Linked DNA regions of Homo sapiens: region 2 is linked to region 1. The links are chromatin contacts, found by Hi-C or POLR2A ChIA-PET in ENCODE. All regions are on one chromosome and are shown on one strand. Each heading gives the region's core, a stretch centred on a gene start or an enhancer-like site at or near the end of the contact. The rest is flanking DNA. Distances are from core to core; before and after follow the strand shown. Region 1 overlaps BCKDHB (branched chain keto acid dehydrogenase E1 subunit beta). Region 2 overlaps BCKDHB (branched chain keto acid dehydrogenase E1 subunit beta).

Region 1 (3,775 bases), core at 665-3,164:
TATGAAAGATGTTGCTAAATTAGTTTCCCAAACCTGATTCTTAGTCTTCTGAAAATTCTCTTCTAGACTGGTGCCTTTAACAGGGGGAGGAACCCAGACATTTTTTTCCCTTCAGTATTTAGAATTTCTTGAATGAGTACACCCTAGATATTTTAATTGTTTTATTTTTGACAGCTCAGTTTCTAATTTTTGCACATCAAGACCAGTGAATTTTCATTTCTTATGTATTTGGAGTTGCTTGTTTTTTGATTCAGATATAATTTTTGGATTACAAGCCTGTTCTTTTGCTTTAAACTTCCCATTTCAACCATAGATCTTGAGGAAATCTATGTACGTAGTTGAAATTTATTTTATTGAGTAATAAGTGTTAGATTATAAAATCAAATAAAATACAAATATATATTGAAATTTTAAGAGAGTTTAACATATAATGTTATCCACTAAAAAGATGAATTATGTTAATCCTAATATGAGTTATAAATACTGTCTATCTATTATTGCTCAGGTTGAATGTCAGGTAATGTGTGACTTGCTGCCATTCCTAGGTATAGCTGACCCATACGTAAAGGTAGAGTAGAACATAGAACTATTAAGTACTATAGCTATATATTTAGCACTTTTCTTTCAGATCTAATAATACCTTTTAGAAGGCCATAGGAGTCCCTTTGGGACACAGGAATGGGAATAAAAACATATAAAAATAATACAAAGTTGGGGATTTTTACACATTTGAAAAATACAGTAGTGCTTACTCTGACTCTCTCTATTCATGCTTTTGATTACCATGCTGCAATATTGGCTGTGTTGGGGGAGGAGGAGTATTGAAAAACATTTTGCTTTTGTGTTTCTTTGACCTAACTTTAAGACTATTAAGTTTATTTATCTTTTGTCAGAGTCATTTTTCTTTTCTAAAGAAAAACCACATGCAGTGAAGGAATTAAAAATGGGCCTGCTGCCACTGCTATTTTGGAGATTCTTAGATTAGCTTAGATCAGTCCAGTTATGAAAAAATTTTTTTCTCTTTCAAACAGTGCCGCATATTCCTTGATTTCAATTTCTCAGAAGTCTGGGAGATTATCAGTGTAACATTTCTACCAAATTTCTCAAAATTAAAAAGAAATCCAGTGAAGAGTATCAATAAATACAGACAATTTAGATTCCTAAAATTATCAGGGCTGAAAAAGGATCAGTATAACAATTTTATGGAGCAGTTCAGATTGGTCAATATCTGGGGATGCTTGGATTCTCCCATCCTGTTTTGTTCATCTTAAAACAGATCACAAAGTCCGTTAAATTTCAACTGCTCCTCTTTCTAGGAGTTGCATGTGTGATAGCCATAGCAGCTGTATGGCAACTTCACGTTGACACTGTGCTCAGACATTGAGTTGATATTGTCACTTACCTGAAGTCACTTAACTGTCTCAGGAAGTTTGAATCTAAATGTGTAGGTTATTACACAGCAATACATTCTGTGCCTCTAATTCTGTCTTGGAAATCCACTGTTATCACCTTTAATGCAGTTATAAAGTCACATAATCATAAAGTTCACTAGGAAAAGTTATTTTCCAGTCAGACTAGGAGGAGCCAATAAAAACAGCTCTACGTGGAGGACAGTATTAATGTCATTTGCCAGATATTTGTTGAGTGAGACTGCCTATGCAAAAGTCATAGAGAATTAGAGCACAGTGCTTTGTTTTCTGTTCCCATTTAACATAGATGAGATTTCTCAGTTGCTTTGATTGGCAGAGTTGATGAAGGATCAGTTAGGTAAAGGTTGGCAAATGTCATGTGCTAAGAAATCACTTGTGAAGCTTGTTGGACAAAAAGTTTTCAGTTTCCTGGTGAGCAGCTACACCCAAAGGCGGCTTTAGCAGTGAAATGCTTGACCTTCTCTTGTGGCATCCTGCCATCCTTCCCCTCTAGATCCTCTGGCCACCAGCCAGAAGTGGTGGCATCTAGCCAATCATAAATTAGTCAGAGGATTCTTATTCTGTAATACTGGCTCTTGGAAACTCTAGTATCTTTAGTAATAAGGAATTTCTTCTCCGTTTCTGGGCATGCTGTTCATTTAACCCATCTTTTCTGTTTTCTGGTCTTTGCCAGCTTGGAGTCTAGCAGAAACAAAGAAACTTGTTTCTAAGCCAAAAGGAAACACACAAACCTAGTAGTATATCCTTAATCAATATCCTATAGACAATGAATTTGAGCATTTCTTTCTTTAAAAAAGTGGATGTTCCTCAAAACTCAAAAGGAAACTCAAAATCACTTCAGGAACATCTTAATTCTGTATTCAACGGCAGAAATACAGCATATTAAATGGCATAAGCCCACTGGATTTATTCAGATCTAAATTAAGCATTGATAGGATGGACCTGAAAAGGAAAACTTATCGTGTTCTTAACAAATTCATAAGTCCAGTAAGGCAACTTAGGTATTTGCATGAAGAAGGCACTTTTTCTTTTGTCAAATAAAGATTCTGCAAAGTTTCTGTCCAAGAACTTTTTAGCTTTTATAGTATACAATATGTCAGAGAAAGTTACAACTCTGATTACAATGCATAACTGTTTATATGAAAAGAGAAAGTTTGATATCTTGACATACATTTAATGCACTAGTTGTGTTCTCTGTAATGACTGAATTCATCCTGCAGTTTGATGAAGGTGAATCGGGAGGGGAACCTGGATCTTGGGAACTTCCAACCTACCCAGCCTCTTCTGATATCTCTTAGACACTTGTAAGCAGAATTTGAGCCAAATAGTCTCAATGAAGCATTCCCTTCATTCATTTCTGGCCAGATTAACTTAATTCACGCTCATTTCTAGCTCACCCTCTTTCTTTCTTAAAGCATGAAGTAGAAGGTAGTTCATGGCTCAGCTTAAACTCCCATTACATTGAAAGATTTCAGTAAAGTAAAATTTCAGTAAAATTTGTTCCCAATTTTACCAGTCTGAGTGATCCTAAGCTGCACAGTATTCATTTTACTAAGGGAGCAACAGCCAAGTTACTGCACAGTCTTCCACTGTTTAAATTGTCTTGTAGCAGTATAGTGCCACTGCTGTTGTTTTTTCCATCCCACGTTTCATTTTCCCTAGAATATCTCCATGTTCCAGGGAAGTACAGGATCAGAGAATAGGCAGCGTTCTTTCTGAGAGTTGTACGTAGTTACATAACGTATCAGGATTTTCTTGTTCAGTTTTATCTTTGTAGATCCCCTTCTGCTATTGTTTGTGTCTGTTTTGGTTTCTAATTTCTGCCAAACTGCTAAGGGATTTGATCCAACTGTTAGCATTTGATGTGTTTTTTCCCTTCCAGATCACATGGACTCTATCTTTCTGTTGTGAATCTCTCTTGTGGAGGCTTTAGCAGTTAGTTGGGCAGGGTCTTGCCTTGCCTGTCCTCTTCTTTATTGTGCACAGCCATGAGTGGACTGTTGTCCATCCTCTGGAGCATACACACAAAAGCCTGTGTTGATGGTGCAGTAACAACATATGGATCAGTGGTCCTTGCCTTTGCTAACATTGTGGTATCAGGAGTGCTTGAGGGGACTTTCCCCCAAACCACCTCATCCATACATCAAATCTAAGTAAAAACAATGGGCTTGCTATGAACATGTAAGTTTAACACAAGCCCACTGGCTTTTGTTTCCAACTAGAATGGTTCTTTAAGCTGCTCTTATAGATATTTTGGAGCTTCTGCTGCCTGGCAACTCAACTCTGTCAGTTTCATTTAGTTGGGTCAGTTTTATAGTTTCTGCAGAACTGGAAGCTGGCCATTT
Region 2 (3,775 bases), core at 771-3,270, 39 kb after region 1:
AAGATATTCTTTAATGTCTTTTGGTTTTACTTAATTGAATGACACATGACATCAGTGATATTGAATTAAATATGATTTTCATCTGTGATTCTTCTAGTGGGAAATCAAGACAGACTAAAAGACTAAAATCCTTGTATTGTTTGTCTTGTTTCTAGGATTTCTGGATAATCCAAAAATACGTAAAAATAGGACATAATGATATTGAGGAACTTTTTTAGCAGATGTACTAATTGTGTATGAATTCATATATTTTGAAGAGACGAACATTATTTAAAGTAGCTTTTTAATGGTAGAAGACTTAAAATATTTTTTGCCAAGTATCAGTGTACGTAAAGAGAGAAATTAATATTTTGTATTTTACATTAAGCAGATTAATTTGTGCGGGTTAGTATATTTAATGCTAGGTACACTCACAAGAGTAAGTTGGATCCATTAGTGGGAGAAATTGAATTCATTTGTTAGATTTTTAAATTAGTTTCTAAATTGAAATAATACACATAATTTAAAAAGTCAAATGATAGCTTCTAATAAAAAATAGCAGTTCCTTACCTTACCCTTCACCAAATCCAAGCATCTTTCCCCACAGGCAACAACTTTCAACTCTTTTAGTTGAAAGAGTTGAACTCCAGACTTTAAGAAATGCATTTTATTTATAAATCATCCAGTCTTAGGTATTCTGTCCTAGCAAAACGAAGTGGACTAAGACAATTAGGTTTGCTAAATGTCAGCTGGATCCTTAACTACAGTGAGGTAGTTCTGATACCCTCTTGAGTTTATTTAATTTCTTCTTTTTAAATTAAAAATGTATACAACTGCTGAAAATCAGATAATTTTATTTTGTTGTACACAATATTATAATTAAGGCATTGGTTTACAATGGCTTACCTTATTTTCTTAAAAATATTTATTTTTCTCATTATAAAGGTAACACATACTCTGACTGTCAGCCATCGATGCTTAACAGGCCACTCCTGAAACTCAGTGGCTAAGTCAACAATGTTCTTTATATAGCTCATCTGCAGGTCAGCATTTAGGCCGGTCACAGCTCAGCAATTCTGGTCTTGTCTAGGCTTCCTCATAGGTCTATAGTCAGTTGTAGGTCAGGTGTGGGTTGGATTTGCTGATTTTAGTTGGGCTATTTCACCAGTTGTGGCTGATAGGCTTTGGTCTATCTGTCCCTTTATCACCCTGCGGGCTGGCTCAAGCTTGTTCACCTGGTGGAAGCAGAGGTTGTAAGGCCCTTGAAGCATAGGCTTGGAGTTGACATACTGTCACTTCTGCCATAGTATGTTGGCCAAAATAAGTCACAAAGTCAGCCCAAGTTGAAGAGGAGGACAAATAGACACCATCTCTTCATGGGAAAAGATGCCTACTCATATTGCAGAAGGGTGTGAATACAGGGAGATTTGGATTCTGTCTATTGCTTAATCTTTTATATATGTTTGTACTGAAAAGTACAAACAAAGATAAAAGGAACTCATAAGTCCATCCTCTAACTACTGTTGACTTTTTGTTTTATATACTGTAAGACTGTTTTATCTATACTTTTAAACGTATATTATTAATTTATTTCAGTTTCCATTTGATTACAAGTCATGTTTGTTTATTTCATATTTCTTCTATGAAGTGGTCAAGTAGATTTCTATTTTGTTCTTAAAATCGCATGGTAGCATTTCTTGTAAATCTACAGTTCCAGATATCTAAAGCCGGCAGGACTTCAGCTAATAGGCAATTATTCTATTTTGTGATGAGAAGGCCCTGACTTAGTATTGAGTAGCAGGAAGAATCAAAAGGTGTTCAGTCAACTGACAGTGCAATTGCCTTTGAATTTGTTTGTATATCTTCTGTGACTGAGTTAATAAACTGAACTATTCATGGAATAGGACCCAGTGGGATTTTCTTATGCTATGGTATATTTTTAATATTATTCACTTTTCAGGCTAAGTTTGACCGTAAGCAGATATCTATTTTTGATCATTAGCTTTAAGGTATTTACATTCTCAATGACTAAGCTTAAGCTATGTGGTAGAGTGATTTATTTTTGTTCCTGAATAAAATTTTAATACCATGAGTCATGTGTTTTCTTTGTAAAAAGTTCCAGCATCACAGAACTATATAGCATAATATAGTGAAAGTTCCCTTTTCCTACTGGCTCACTTTGAACTCCTTTCCTTAAGCCTTTTTCTGTGCTTTTATATTTACATACATATGTGAATATATAGAATACATTTACTTCCATGTAAACAGATTTTGTATGTGTAACATAAAAATATTGTATTATAAACATTGTTTTGTAACTTGCTTTGCAAATTATTTTCTATCCATTTAGTCAAGTATGTGAGTGTATAAAATGTACACACACAAATAATACAAATAAGAGCATGTTACAAATATTGTATAACTTGCTTTTTTTACCAATATATTTTTGATATATTTCTGTATCTATTCACATAGGCTTAGCTGGTTTTTATATTCATAAAACCGTATTCATTTTATAGTCATAAAATTTCTTCACATGTACCTTCACATGTATCCTTTCCCTATTATGGAACAACGAATTGTTTCTAAATTCTGGTTATTTTAAAAAATGTTGAAGAAAACATCTCTGCTTGTATATATATGTGTATGTAGAAGAAGAAAATTACGCTTGTGTTCTTTATTGTAAATATTCTACAACCTGTATCTCTTAATCCCTTTCTTGCTTTCTCTAAGCCCCATATATTCAATTTAGCCCTGAGTAATGCATGATTGACGAAGCCAGATGCTGTGTGTCTAAACAGCAGTTAATGAAAAACTATGGAAGGATAGGGAATCATTACCACAGGTACTGTGGGGCGGCAAGACTCAATAAAGTAACTGTTACTAAAATCTAAAAATGAAAACAGGAAATATTTGTCAGACATTTAACTTGGCAATTGTAAGAGTGAAAACCTTGTGTTTTTATTCACTTGTGTATCAGAATTTGCCGTTTTTTAATTAAGAGTTATTTTTTAAGAGCAATTTTAGATTCACAGCAAAATTGAGAGATAGACATGGAGATTTTCCACATACCCACTGACCTCAAACAAGCATAGCCTTCCCCATTGCCAACATCCCCATCAGAGTTGTACATTTTTTACAATTGATGACCTATGTTAACACATTGTCATCACTCAAAGTCCATGGTTTACATCAGTGTTCACTCTTAGTGTTGTACCTTCTGTGGGTTGTATGATGACATGTATCTACCACTATAATATCTTGCAGAGTATTTCCACTGTCCTAGAAATTTTCTGTGCTTCATCTGTTTGTCTCCCCTCACTTCAACCCCTGGCAAACACTGATAGCTTTATTGTATCCATAGTTTTATCTTTTCCAGAATGTCATATAATTGGAATTATGCAGTATGAAACCTTTTCAGATTGGCTTCCTTCACTTAGTACTATGTATTTAAGATTCCTCCATGTCTTTTCATGGCTTGATAACTCATTTCTATTTAATGCTGAATAATACTCCATTGTTTGGAAGTAACACAGTTTATTTATTCATTCACCTGCAGAAAGGTATCTTGGTTGCTTCTAAGTTTTGACAGTTATGAATAAAGTTGCTGTAAACATCCATGTGCAGGTTTTGGTGTGCAAATAAGTTTCAACTTATTCATCTGGTAGTAATTGTTTTATAAATTTGGGAGCTCCAGTGTTAGATGCATATTATTTAGGATTGTGATATTTTCCTGTTGGAGTAGTCCTTTTATCATTATGTAATATCCCCCTTTGACTTTTTAAATTGTTGTTGC

Evidence for each region. Hi-C counts contacts between places; a loop is a spot of excess contacts on that map. ChIA-PET counts read pairs that join two places held with the same protein, here RNA polymerase II (POLR2A). Pooled maps may share reads with other maps.
Region 2: a loop to region 1 is called in a pooled map, with 2.1 times the contacts of the local background. The contact joins two enhancer-like sites. A Hi-C loop is called at or near these places in 6 of 168 maps with a recorded cell type or tissue (Right ventricle myocardium inferior, heart left ventricle and heart right ventricle), 1 of 37 single-sample maps with no recorded cell type and 8 of 50 pooled maps. POLR2A ChIA-PET finds 5 or more read pairs at or near these places in 2 of 52 experiments (BJ and OCI-LY7).

What each region holds. Positions count from the first base shown.
Region 1 is chr6:80,141,862-80,145,636 of GRCh38, forward strand. All of the region lies in intron 3 of BCKDHB (branched chain keto acid dehydrogenase E1 subunit beta), which reads left to right. Among named protein-coding and RNA genes, the nearest start is that of BCKDHB, 37 kb to the left of the region's middle. Within about 2 kb of position 1,915, at least 8 of the 41 ENCODE cell types and tissues checked have a DNase peak (open chromatin) inside an H3K27ac peak, as active enhancers do.
Region 2 is chr6:80,180,456-80,184,230 of GRCh38, forward strand. The region is part of intron 6 of BCKDHB (branched chain keto acid dehydrogenase E1 subunit beta); the gene reads left to right. Among named protein-coding and RNA genes, the nearest start is that of BCKDHB, 76 kb to the left of the region's middle. Within about 2 kb of position 2,021, at least 2 of the 41 ENCODE cell types and tissues checked have a DNase peak (open chromatin) inside an H3K27ac peak, as active enhancers do.